Linked DNA regions of Homo sapiens: region 1 is linked to region 2. Evidence: chromatin contacts called from ENCODE Hi-C or POLR2A ChIA-PET data. All regions are on one chromosome and are shown on one strand. Each heading gives the region's core, a stretch centred on a gene start or an enhancer-like site at or near the end of the contact. The rest is flanking DNA. Distances are from core to core; before and after follow the strand shown.

Region 1 (7,003 bases), core at 4,159-6,658, 660 kb before region 2:
TGAGGGCTCCCCTGTCACATAAAACTTATATTAAATAAATTTGTGTGCTTGTCTCCTGTTGATATTTCTTAAGTCAATTTAATTCTCAGGCCCAACTGAAAAACTGTAGGAGTGCAGAGGTAAATTTTTGCCTTCCCTACAACAGAGATTTACTTGAGACTACAAAGAACTTTATTATCACCAGGTGTTTTTTCCATTTTATTTATTTATTATTGATTTGCTTACTATGGCAAGGGAGCACATGGCATCAAAAGAGGTTTGGAAGCATTTTGGAGCATCTTGGAGGAGGAGAGTGGCTGGATTTTATTGAGATGTTGAGGTTTGGTTTAAGGCTGGAATTTCACTGTGGGTGGGGTTTTGGGGGAGGCTTGACTTGGATTAGTTAAGGATAATGATACAACAGTTTAGGACTCCAGGTACTTTTTCATGCTCTAGAAACCACAGCTAAAAGCATTCCTACCACAAAGTTGTTCTGCCTTTTGCCTTTAAAAACAATTTTCTGCAATTATATTACCTAATTGTACTCCTCTAAGAATCATGTATGAGCAACATTTTAGGGTTTTTTTTTTAAATTAAATAACCTGAATCTCTTGGTTAAATCTAGACTTTAGCACAAAACTCTTAGGTTTTAGAGCTTGGGGGAGGTAGGTAAAGCAGAGAGAAATTACAAGGCACAATTTTTTGCTTCCTATTATTCTGAAGCTTCTGAATTCATCTTAATCTGACTATAAATAAACTGAAACTTACCTTTGTGTCACCTCCAAAGAAAACCCCAGGCTGATGGTATAAACAGCGTAGGGAAAGGAACATCACCGTCAGTTACTGAGGAGGTGCTACAGATGGCTGTACTGGGACAGTGACCGAGGATGTAGTTCTAGAACATGGGCCCTATAAAGAGAAACCATGTGCAGGAGGACTTTAGAATAACAGTAATTTAAATGCAAACAATGATTGCACTGATGACAACTATTCCTCTGATGTTAACCCAGAAGGACTGCAAAAGATGCCAAGTTTTTGAGCCTCATTAACTGTGAGGAAGGCCTCTAACAAAGATGCTCACGTTATTATTAACCCCTCAACCAGGATATCAGCACCCAAATTGGCAAAGGACACAAAGCTGAGACTCAGCTTATATGGAAAATAACAGAAATAGGAACCAAGCAGATTACCTGGATCTAGTAAGATAAATTTTAACAGAGAGAAGTACAAAACTAACACGTGCAAAAAATTAACTGTATTCGTTAATTGAGAACCCTGGTTCATGGAGAATTGTGGTTCGTGGAGAAACGTGGTTTGACAAGAGCATCTCTAGAGGACAGTTCAGTGTTTTGGCTGACCATACATTTGGCACGAGTCACAGTTTAGTTCGAGACTGTCAAAAGAAAGCAAAATGCAGCAAAACAAAAACAAAACCAAAACCATCGTGCTCCTGGACAGCATGCGAACCACAAAGCTGCAGAATGCGAAAGCTGAATGCAGGCTGCAAATCCTTGTTTCTATGAATAGTACCACCCAAAAAGGAAAGCATTTCCACAGTTTAGACCTTGGGACTAAGGAAGGGACCAACCCACTCTGCTCTGTACTGAGCAGACACCCTGAGAAATGAGTTCATGTCTGGCTACATCCCTCTGCTGGGTAGTAACTGATAGAAGTTAAGCAGCCCAGTGAGAAGCTAGTGACCACAAGACGGACCTGGAAAGGTTAAAGCTGAAGAAGTAATGACTCAATAGAGGAGTGAAAGCTGGCTCTAAATATTTAAAGAACTTATTAAAACACAAATTGCTGAGCCTCACGGGTTCCCAGGCGATGCTGATGTAACTGGTCCTGAGGCCACACTTTGAGAACCGCTGCTCTAAGTAACAAAATTGTAGTTTGTTTTTGTAATACTCTGTAGTTCTAAGATTCCACTAAGACCCGATGGCCTGTTTCTCAGTAAATCCACATTGGGAAGAATTTACTGGTTTTGAAGCCTCACACATTTGTGATTAAGATTGTTCTTTTTAACATTTCATATCGCTTAGCAGAAATTCAATCTTTCCTTTCTGCCCCTTAGTGTTTCTTATTAGTTCAGCTTCATAAAGCAGACTTCTGTTTCTGCTTCATTTTCTGGCATCTTATATGGTAGACATTTTTCCTCTGGTCTTCTTCCACTTTGCCTGTATTTTTCTGTTACGTTCAGCAGATCAAACTTCATAACATATTAAGTTGTGAGCTACCTTTATCAAATGATATCTGGCTCCCCACATCTAAAATAGTAAATACTGATCCAATCCTGTCTCCAAATGCCCACACTGAGCCCACCATCCCCAGAGATCTATTAGGATGGAAACGGCTGCATTCAATTCCTGATTAATTTTCTTTTCTCTTATATACTTGAAGCTTCAGTCTTTAGATCCCACTAGGAAAATTACAAGCATATGGGAATGCATATAAATGACATGCAAAGTAATGCAAATTAATACAAAACATACATCTCTAAATTGCTTGAGAAAAGTCTGTAAGCCTCAATGTTGATGTTATCTGCTTTGCTTCACTACACTCTGGCAAGCAGTGACTGGATCCCTTTATTACAGTTAATTTTATACAGCATCGAGCACCTGACACTTGTTGACACATTAAGTAGAAGGTGCCTTGCCTTGTGAGTCAGGCAAATCGGATCCTGGCCTTAACTTTGCCATTCCTTGGCTGTATGGGCTTGGACAGGTTCTCAACATTCTCTACGTTTCAGATTCTACAACCAGAAATGATAGAAATGGCATCATGATAATAAAACCACCAGCACTAAGGTTTACTGAGCACTTTATGTGCTTGCATAATGCACACAGGCAATCCTTACAACAGCCCACAAGGAGGTGCTGTAGAGCACGTACCCCTTAGGTGTGGTGCCGTTTCAGAGACCAGGAAACTGAGACAGGAATGTCAGGAAGCTTGGGCCTGGTCCTAAGCTAGGCAGTGACAAGAGTCAGACCCAGGAGCTCAGCAGTCTCACTGCGAGGCCTTGCTCTTAGCCATGCTGCATCTCTGTTGCGTGATTATCATCCATGTTTCTCCTAAACATTACATTTGTATGATCTGTGAAGTAAATCACTCGCAGTCACACGTGCTTTAAAACACTGTTTCTGTAAGATGTTGACAGTTTACATTACATGAGCTTGATATCAAAATACCATCGCAATCCAAGGGGGAGGGGATCCAGACATCCTGTGTGTTCAGCTTCTCCTTCCAACTCGCTCCATCGCATTCACATATGTCTAAGGCTCCCTCATCTTAAAGTACCTAGCCCTCCGTCCCACCTCTCACTCTGGGAGCAGCTTCCAGTCCTCAGACACCACCGCCTCGCCCCACCCCATCCACCCCAGGATTCAGACCACACCCCTCGTACAGAGGACCACCATCTGTGGAGAGTCAGCCAGCGAGTGCACTATGTGGCCACTAGGGAAGCCATTCCACTTAGGAGCCTCGAAAGCTGCCCAGACCCAATAAAACCAAACTTGTCTTTCCTCCTCCAATGTTCCCTGTTTCCGTAAATACCAGCACCCAAGCTTAGAGGGAGTCACGCTGCACTCTCACACCCTACACAAAACTCATCTGCTCTCACACCCTACACAAAACTCAGCCCCAGGTCTCTCCAGAGCCGGCCTTGAATCCGCCCAACGTGTCATCCCTACTGGCACTACCTCAGTCTCAACTGCCAGGCCTCCTGCACCCTCTGACCCAGCCCTGTCTACTTAGGGGCTCCTCAAGTCCATTCTCCACGGGGCAGCTGGAGTTTTGTTTTGCTTTTAATCCATATCTCATCTGCGTACTATCAGGTGTGAAACTGTCCTGAGGATCCACTCGCCACAATGCCCCTTGGCATCACCTGGCAGTGGTATCTGCTGGCCTCCCCGGTGCCATTCTCCATCCTCCCCTCAGGTCATACTGAACCTGTCTTTTCTTCCACCTCTCAGGCTCTCCTCTCCTCTGGTCTCAGCACACACCATTCCCGGGGATGGGAATACTCCCCTTTCTCACCTCTCCCCTCCCCCATGGCTGCTTAGTTTACACAGCTCCCACTCATCCTTGAGCCCACCTTCAGTCTCCCCAGCAAGGCCTCCTGCCTCAGCACAGATGCAGTGAGCTGCAGCACATCTGCGCCTCACAGCAGCCAATGCGCTGTTCACATTGGGACAGTTCACAGCCTGGTTCACAGCCAGTGCTCAACACAGGTGGCCTGAAGAACTCACTTTTCAGCCTTGCTTTGCTCATTTTTACTGTCTCACTGCTTTCTTCCCGCCTTGTAGCCTAAGAAGGAAATCCCCTGAAGCTGACTCCGTTTTACCTCTCCTATGTGGTGCTGTGATAAGCCCCAGGTCACCAGGTCATGCTCCCAGCACCCGTGGGTCAAGGATGAGGCAGAAACAGCACCGTCAGGTACAGGGCCCTCTACCTGCTCTCTCTCCCTCTCCCTTCCTAGAAAACAACCATAGGTCATTCAAAGTCAGTTTGGGAAGCACCTGTATTTATGGCCTGCTTATCTTGAAGGCACTTGGCCAGGTGCCATAAAGTGCTAACTCTGACTGCCCGACTATGCCATTCACCCCACCTACCTCTGTGCAGGAGATGTGACATTTAGCAAATCAGTATAAACTTTTTCCCCCAAAGAAAAGAGTATAAACCTTCTCATCCCACCACCACCCCGCAGCAGGAAACTCCTTTCAGTCTCCCCATAGAAAATTCAGCGGCCACACAGTTCCTTGGCTATTGTTTCTCTCCTGATACCAGAAAGAGATAAATCAACAACACATCTTAACTGGTCATTTCTCACACAAAATTGGATCCTTAGAAAGTGCAACATAGGATATGCTCTCTATAATGATTCACTTTTTCACTTTTAAAGATTTTACTTCCTTAAGAGACTATCAACAAAAGCTGTCAGAATGAACTGTTAGTTTCTAGAATGTTTTAGGCTTATTGATGCTTTAATAGGGACATGTTTTATGAATGCAAGATCAAAAAGGGCGACTTCTGTCTACTCACATGAGACAATTAAACGCATTATATTAGCCCCAACTCTGTTAATCTTCTGGTTTGTTGTTCTTCCATTTTTAAAGACAAAAAAAAAAAAAAAAAGAAAAAGAAAAAAATGAATTTAAAAAGTGCCCCAAGGCCAATATCGCCTCTCTGCCTGCCCAACGAGGGGACAATACACTGTTTCCCAGACTACGTGACTCGGAAAACTTCCCCGTCAGGGAAAGCTGAGTCTTTAAATTTACAAAACACCCACTCGCCCCGTTTACCTAGCACCGTTTCCTACGTGAAGACTGCAAATGGACTCGAGCGTCCCGTTTCTCGGCTCGGATCCCAGAAGCTCCCGACCCGCTGTGGTAGGCACCGCCACCTCGCAGGCAGACGATCCCGGCCCGCTCTGCGGCACAAAAAACTTGACCTTAAAAAGCCCAGAAACTGGTCTCTGGGAAGGGCGCGGCCTGGGAGGCGCGGCCCGCAGCTTCCGCCCCCAAAGAACAACTCGGAGGCCCCCTCCAGCCCCGGTTGCCCTGGCGCAGAAGCCGCGGTAGCAGTCCTTTCAGGCGCCCCGCGTCCCTGTCCCGAAGCCCAGGGGCGGGGGCTCGGGCAGCATCGCTTGTCCCCTCTGGTCCAGGGCTGCGGAGAAGCGGCAAGCGGCTCCGAAAGGCAAGCGTCACGAAGCCGGGCTCAGTAGCTCCCCCGGGCCCCCTGCGCCTCGCAGCGGCGCGGGCCAGGCTGGGCGGCGCTGGGCTCTGAAGGGCCAGGACGGCGGGATGCCCCTGCTCCCGGCAAGGGCGCGCCCACGAGCCGCTTCTTGGCACTTGGGGAGAGTCCCGGGAAAGCCCGGCGCCGGCGCGCTCGCGACTCCAGCCTGGCGGCTCCACTCCGCCCGCGAGCCCAGGAAGCCGGCTCCGCGGCCCGCGCCCGTTATCCAGGACACGCTCCGCGCCCGCCGCCCGCTGCCCTTTCCCCCCGCTGGCCTCGGGGAACTTCCCCGCGTCTGGCCGCAGGCGGCGGCTGCCGCGGGGAGCCCCGAAGTTGCGGCGTCTGCTAGGCGCGCGCCGGGTCGCCCACCCGGCCCGTGACGCTGTGTCCGTCCGCCGCGCGCTCTGGTGGCCCCGGGGCTCCTGCAGGCGCGGAGAGAGGCCGGGGTTCAGCCCGGTTCCCCGCGCGGCTCCGAGAGGGCGCCCCCGCCTGCCGCCTGGAGATGGACGCGGCGCCGAAGTTTTCCCCGGCGGGAAAACGAAAGTCGTGAGGAGCAGAGGGTCGGGGCGTCCCGGCGGAGACGAGGCTGAGACCGGGTTAACATCTCCAGCCCCGGGCGACCCTCGCTCCCCCGCGTGGCCAAGTCGACTTACGAGAGGGAGCGGGCCAGCCCCGAACGCGGGGTCCGTGCGGCTGCGGAGGCCGCCCCGGCGGGGGCCGAGGGTTGCGCTCTGGGTTCCCAGGCTCTCCGCGGCGGCTCGCTCTCGCCGCGCTCCTCCGTCGCCCTGCTGGGGAGCCGCTCTCGCCCGGCCCGGGGTGGGAGAGCGCTGAGCGGCCCCCGTGACGTGCGGAGAAAGTAGGAGCGCCTCCGCGCTCCCGCAGAGGGAGCTCCCTGCCCTGCGCTCCCAGTCCCCGGGCCGCGCTTCGGACAAAGTTCTCAGGCGCGCGCGGTGATCTCGGCTCTCCGCCGCTGCCCGGAGCGTCATCCACGTTCGGTTCCCTCCCACATTAGACAAGAAATCTGAGGTCAGGAGAGCTAAGTAACTTGCCCAAAGTCGCTCACAAGGCAGTGACGAAGCAAACTCACATCCGCGGCTCCTTTTTTCTCCTTGAACGCCGGGCTCTGCGGAGGCTCAGGCCCTGCAGGAATCGCCCAACCAGACAGAAGGCAGCTCGCTCTCATGGGTGAGACGAGGAGTGTCCCACGCAGCCGCGAGAAATATTATCAGCAGCGTGGGAAGGTGGAGCTTTTTGCCGAATAACTAGAGTGCAAAGTTGTTTTTCAAACAGT
Region 2 (6,652 bases), core at 2,178-4,677:
AAGTTATTGAAATATTTTTTAAAAGTTACATGATCAGAAAGATCATTCCAGCAGCGTTGAGGATGAATTTGGATATTAAGAGAGATCAGGCTGGGTGCAGTGAATCATGCCTGTAATCCTAGCACTTTGGGAGGCTGAGGTAGGTGGATCACCTGAGGTCAGGAGTTTGAGACCAGCCTGGCCAACATGGCGAAACCCTGTCTCTATTAAAAATACAAAACAATTAGCCGAGCCTGGTGGCAGGTGCCTGTAATCCCAGCTACTTGGGAGGCTGAGGCAGGAGAATAGCTAGAACCCTGGGGGTGGAGGCTGCAGTGAGCCAAGATCGCACCACTGCACTCCAGCCTGGGTGACAGAGACTCCGTCTCAAAAAAAAAAGAGAGAGAGATCAATTGAGAGCTGACTGCAGTAGTCTAAGAGATAAATGTTCTCTTTGATAGTAATTAAGAAGATAAATGATGACCTAAGTCTAGGAAGTAGCAATGGGAAGGGGATGGAGGGTATGACTACAAGACAGTTGTGTTATGGTGATGGAAAGAGAAAATGATCAATAATAGATCAAGGGGTTAAAAAGAACTGTTGGTGGCTTCCAGATCTCCGGTTTGGGTAACTAGATGGATAGTGCCACTCACCAAGGCAAGGAAGGTAGGAAGATGAGCAGGTTGGGAGGAAGGACAATGAGTGCCATATCAGATGAGCTGGGTGTGAGGATGCCTCTGAGGCACTAGGGTAAAGCTGCAAGTATGCAGTCTGTGGTCACACTGGCTACGTAGTGCGCTACTCCAAGAACTGCCATTCACAATGGCTACACTGTGAATGGTGTTTCCTGGAGTTAAGCATTGTGGGAGCGCCGCACTGGAGGTATAAGTTGGAGATCCAGTTTGAGGAATCACTGGCATAATGGGAACTGCTGAAAAAAGGGAATGGATGAGACCACCTATAAAAAAGGAATGTGAGAAAAAGTTCTTATCCTGAGGTCCTGTATTAGTACGTTTTTCAAACTGCTATAAAGAACTGCCCAGGCCGGGCACGGTGGCTCATGCCTGCAATCCCAGCACTTTGGGAGGCTGAGGTGGGAGGATTACGAGGTCAGGAGATCAAGACCATACTAGCTAACACGGTGAAACCCCGTCTCCACTAAATACAAAAAATTAGCCTGGCGTGGTGGTGGGCGCCTGTAGTCCCAGCTACTTGGGAGGCTGAGGCAGGAGAATGGCGTGAACCCGGGAGGCGGAGCTCATAGTGAGCCAAGATCGCGCCGCTGCACTCCAGCCTGGGCGACAGAGTGAGACTCCGTCTCAAAAAAAAAAAAAAAAAAAAAGAACTGCCCAAAACTGGGTAATTTATAAATAAAAGAATTTTTATTGACTCACAGTTCCGCATGTCTGGGGAGGCCTCAGGAAACTTAAAATCATGGTAGAAGGGGAAGCAGGCACATCTTAGATGGCGGCAGGTGAGACAGTATGTGAGAGAGTGCAGGAAAAACTACCATTTATAAAACCATCAGATCTCGTGAGAATTCACTATCATGAGAACAGCACGGGGGAAATCGCCCTTATAATCCAATCACTTCCCTTCCCCTACATGTGGAGATTACAATTGAAGATGGGATTTGAGTGGGGACACAAGACCTAACCATATCAGGTCCCTATACCCGACTCGTATGCAATATTTTTATCATAAATGTGAATGTGTATTTTTCTAGAAAGAAGATCTTTCGCTTTAAATATGCGTTCAGAGGGGACCATAGCCCTAATAGAGTTAAGGACTACGACTGTGAATGAGAAGAGGGTTAAAGCCAGAACCACTAACATCTAAAGGGCAAGAGAAGAACAGTCAGCAAAGAAGAGGAGTCAGCAAAGGAAGTCAGAACATTAGAACTATGGAAGCAATATCACAACTTTGAGAAGAAAATAGAATTAGATGCCAAAGAACCATGAGGATTGGATAGAATTTGGAGATTAGGAGGTTGCTGAGACGTTTGCTTGAACAATTTCACTGGAAAGTAAAACAATTACAGGTCTTAGTCACAGTGGGCTGAAAAATAAATGAGAGATGAGGAAATTGAAATAGAAAAGGAAGATACAGGGAAAAGTGCAAAAATAGAATGGAAACACAGGCTGGAACTAAATTGTGGAAAGGAAAGTTCAACTTTTTCCAGTGAGTATCACTGTGCATACACATGTTAAGTAAACTAAATCTCAGCATGACTGTCTTTAGTTAAGCCAATTAGGGAGGATAAAATAAGTGCATGTATCTGCAGCAAGGAATGGCTGCTTCACTGACTTCAAATCTACCACTGTGATAACTTGGTCCATTTATATTTTTATTCACTTCTTCCTTCAGGATTTGAGACCAGGCAGGTAACAGGGGTGGGGGGGGGGGGGTGCTGATTATTTAAAAATGAGCTAGTAAGTATGGTCAGATCTCAAAAATTGTTTCTTAATATGGACACACTGCAGACACAAAAAAACCCACCGCACTCTTGGAAAATATGCTATCTTCCATCTGCCCTGCTTTATGTCAACAAGGTATGAGTTATTTGAAACTCTAGAACAGTAGCATTTTCCTTACTGTTTCTAGGTTCAGAAACAAAGGAGAAAAATGAAAACTGCTTTAATGGGTGGCGGACGCACATTAGTTCACTACATTTTCAGTAGTCTCTAATCCAAGGTATCAGAAAACAAGATCAAAACTTTTGTGTGCTTCTCTGTTGCCAGAAACATAAAATAACATCTTGGTAATTATCTGGCTGACAGCAAAACAGGGGTCTGGGAATTCAAATGGAACCCCCAAGAGGCAAAGGAAGAGCGAATTAACATGCAAACTAGCAGCAGGGTGATGTCGCCTGTGCCTTTCACCAGGCCTAGCTGCACTCAAGGAAAGGGGCGCGCCAGCCCCTCCCCAAAGCAGGGACTAGAAGCAGAGGAGAAAAGCCATTGCAGTAAGCAAAAGGCCATAAGTTTTCTTCCATCACCTTCCGACCCAGCCTGTTTTAAGAAAAATCTTACTTAAGCACAACAGAGCTTTATACATGGTTATTTTTTCTCAACGTTTTAAGTGACCGGAACCTCTGATGACAGTAATCGCTCAGCATCCCTCACTCCTGCTCACTTCCTCTTCCTGCACGCCTCGGAGGGGAAACTTTGGGACCTTCCGGCACAACAGCTGAATCACTCGCGGTCTGGGGAAGAGCCCAGGGGGAGGAAACACGCGCCAAGGAACTTTAAATCTCCCTCCACTACTTTCGCCAGGGATGCAGGGACGCAGGATCTGCCCGGAGCGCTGCTACCCACCGTCGCCGCTCGCGACCAAATCCCGACTCCTCGCTCTGCGCCTCTTAGCCGCGTCGCAGCTGCAGTGTCAGCAAGTGCAGCCTCAGCAAGCACAACCGCTACCTAGACGGCAACCTGACAGTTTCAAACTGCAGGGAGGAATTAAGGACCGCCCTGGGCATTGGTCCTTTGTTTCAGCAATCTGCCGTTTGATTGGTCCGAGAGCTGGGGGCGGGGATTTGGGCCGCTGCCGGGAGAAGCCGGAATTACTTTGGAGAGCCCCGCCCCCTGGCTCCGCAGGTTGGTAGGGGGCGGGGTCCTAGGGAGCCCCACCCAGCGCCCGTGGGGATTAAATATTGCGCGTGCTCAGTTCTGTTCAGCGGCTGCAGGCTGCTAAGCGGCTCCGGGAGCTGATTTGGATAGAGGCTGTTGAGCAGGGCTGAAGTTGGCTAATGCCGTGTGCTGTTGGCTTTCAACAATTCCGGTAACCTAGATATGAGTCCTAATGCTTTCGTCTGCATAAGAACAATCCGAAATTCTGGGCCAGGTGTGGTGGTTCATGCCAGTAATCCCGGCACTTTGGGAGGCCGAAGTGGGAGGATCGCTTGAGCCCGGGAGTTCGAGACTAGTCTGGGGAACATAGGGAGACCCTTTCTCTATAAAAAATTAAAAACAAAAAAAAAATCTGCATCATCCACAGATCCCCTGCAACAGAATCACTTGGAGGTGCTTTTTTTTTTTTTGAGATGGAGTCTTGCTCTGCCGTCCAGGCTGGTGTGCAGTGGCACTATCTCGGCTCACTGCAACCTCCGCCTCCCAGGTTCAAGGGATTCTCCTGCCTCAGCCTCCCGAGTAGCTGGGATTACAGACGACCGCCACCACGCCTGGCTAATTTTTGTATTTTTAGTAGAGATGGAGTTTCACCATGTTGGCCAGGCTGGTCTCGAACTCCTGACCTCAGGTGTTCCGCCCACCTCGGCCTCCCAAAGTGCTGGGATTACAGGCGTGAGCCACCACGCCCGGCCGAAGGTGTTGATTCCTTCGGTCATGGACACCGTCAGGAAATCTGAATTTTTAACACACACTGCCAGTGATTCTGATGCAGGAGTCTGCAGACCACCCTTTGAGAAATTGCTAGTCTAGGCTGGGCGCGTTGGCTCACGCCTGTAATCCCAACACTTTGGGAGGACGAGGCAGGCGGATCACCTGCGGTCAGGAGTTCGAGACCAGGCTGGCCAACATGGTGAAACCCCATCTCTACTAAAAATACAAAAATTAGCCGGGTGTGGTGGCTTACGCCTGTAGTCCCAGCTACTCCGAAGGCTGAGGCAGGAGAATCCCTTAAACCCAGGAGGCAGAGGTTGCAGTGAGCCAAGATATCGCCACTGCACTCCTGCCTGGGTGATAGTGAGACTCTGTCTCAAAAAACAAAGAAAAAACCAAAATTGGTAGTCTAGTTTTAACTAATCTCAAACGTGTCAGACTTCAAGATAGAGCCTTCTGGTGAAGTATTGGCCTTAGAATCAGATCATAATTATAATCTAGCTTTACCATCTACTCGCTGTCACCTTGGATAATACTACTCACATACTAAGGTGGTAGGAGATTAAAGGAATTAATATATCTAAAACACCGAACACACAAACATATAGTCTTTCAACTTACATTGGCAACAGATAGGCTAGAGGTATGAGGACCCAGATGGCAAAGGTACCTAAGTAGCCCAGACTGGGGTTCTGCAATCTGAAGAACAGATACTGAGATCTGGGTGAGTTTTCAGGCTCCCTTCTGTTACCTCCAGTATAAGGTTTCTTTTTCTGTAGATAGAAATGACATAACCTGGGTCTCACTTACTTTTATGTTGGCAGAACCAGACTTCTACTTACACAAACAAGTAAGAAGAGCACCAGAAGTTTCTTTGGCATAAATTATGTTTGTTCTCCCCCTTTTTTTTCATGCTTATTATAGAGGACAAGTTCCTATTAATAGCTGCAAATTCATACTTGGTTCTAGTATTTGTTTTTTAATTGAATTGCCTTTTGGTGACCCCATACACTATAATTGATACTGAATCACTCTTCTGGTGCCCTCCTGCCACTAGGCTCCAAGTTTCTCTTTTCTGTCTTCCTTTTTGGGGAGGAGAGATTTTTATCGCAAACCATTTAGTAAACAATCCCATTCTCCTGTAAAACTATAGAGAGAAAGAGACAGAACCTTGTCTGGATGTTATGAATTTAGAACTGATATCTTTTCCCAAGGTTCCTAGAGAGGGAGGGAAAGAGAGAGAGAGAGAATTTAAAGCCCCCACAAACCCATAATAACTTGGTTGCCAGCTTGAACCCTTCATAATTATTTATTCATTCAACACAAATATTTAACATCTGTCACAGGCAAAGCAAATTTTTGTTGGTGCTGGGGATAGAGTGGTGAGCAAAACACAGTTTGCCCTCATGGAACTAAGAGTCTAATGGGAAAAACCGATATCAAACCAACAAATCCACCACACATATGAATACATAACAGCTGTGTGAACCTGGGCAAGCTGCATAACCTCTCTGTACTTCGGTTTCTGTATCTGAAAAATGAGGGTAGGAATTCGCTCACTGAGAATTAAATTAACGTAGGTGCTATTCTTATCCTCATTTTTCAGATAGAGAAACTGAAGCACAGAGAGGTTATGCAGCTTTCCCAGGTTCATGTAGCTGGTAAGAACAGAGTCCATGTTCTTATCACTCAAGATGTTCTGTTGGGGACGGCATGCCATGGTCTTAAGGTAAGAAAGGGCTAAGTGAGTGAAGAGAAAGTGGCACAGGATGAGGCTGCAGATAGAGATGGAGGCCCAACTATGCAGGACTTGTTAAGGATTTGAGATTTTAAGTTCAATGGGATGTATTTTAGATATTCAGGAGAGAGATGAGGACAACTTGAACTAGACGAGTGGCAAAGGAGATGGAGAGAAGACAGAAATGAGATACAGTCATCACTTGCTATTCCTAGGGATTGGTTCCAGGACCACTCCTGATGTCTTCCCCTCCCCCTCCGCCAAAGTAAATACCAAAATTGAGGATGCTCAATTCGCTTATATAAAATGGTATAGTATTTGCATATAACCTACAGACATCCTCCCATGTACTTTAAATAATCTCTAGATTACTTATAATACCTAACATAATGTAAATATATGTATGTAAATGGTTGTTATATTTTATTGTTTTTTATTTGTATTATTTTTTACTTTTAAAATTTACTTTTTTGAATATTTTTGATCCACGGTTGGCTAAATCTGCTGATGTGGGACCTGAGGATATAGGGGGCCAACTGTATGTTTTGGAGGTATAATTGGTGGGACTTGATGATAGGATTTGGACTGTATCTGA

What was found. Hi-C counts contacts between places; a loop is a spot of excess contacts on that map. ChIA-PET counts read pairs that join two places held with the same protein, here RNA polymerase II (POLR2A). Pooled maps may share reads with other maps.
Region 1: a map of ascending aorta shows a loop between it and region 2 (4-fold over the local background). The contact joins the promoter of GCNT4 here to the promoter of POC5 in region 2. A Hi-C loop is called at or near these places in 5 of 168 maps with a recorded cell type or tissue (CD8-positive, alpha-beta T cell, ascending aorta, endothelial cell of umbilical vein and 1 more), 3 of 37 single-sample maps with no recorded cell type and 20 of 50 pooled maps. POLR2A ChIA-PET finds 5 or more read pairs at or near these places in 1 of 52 experiments (activated CD4-positive, alpha-beta memory T cell).

Annotation. Positions count from the first base shown.
Region 1 is chr5:75,047,150-75,054,152 of GRCh38, forward strand. It overlaps GCNT4 (glucosaminyl (N-acetyl) transferase 4), which reads right to left and starts at 5,409. Exons shown (of 4, transcript NM_001366737.1): 1 at 5,280-5,409; 2 at 5,020-5,078; 3 at 748-888. RefSeq lists silencers at 5,656-5,905, 6,126-6,175, 6,296-6,665.
Region 2 is chr5:75,714,010-75,720,661 of GRCh38, forward strand. It overlaps POC5 (POC5 centriolar protein), which reads right to left and starts at 3,428. Exons shown (of 12, transcript NM_001099271.2): 1 at 3,297-3,428. LOC441087 (a long non-coding RNA gene) reads left to right here and starts at 3,423. Exons shown (of 3, transcript NR_149046.1): 1 at 3,423-3,575; 2 at 5,926-6,048. RefSeq lists an enhancer at 2,824-3,133.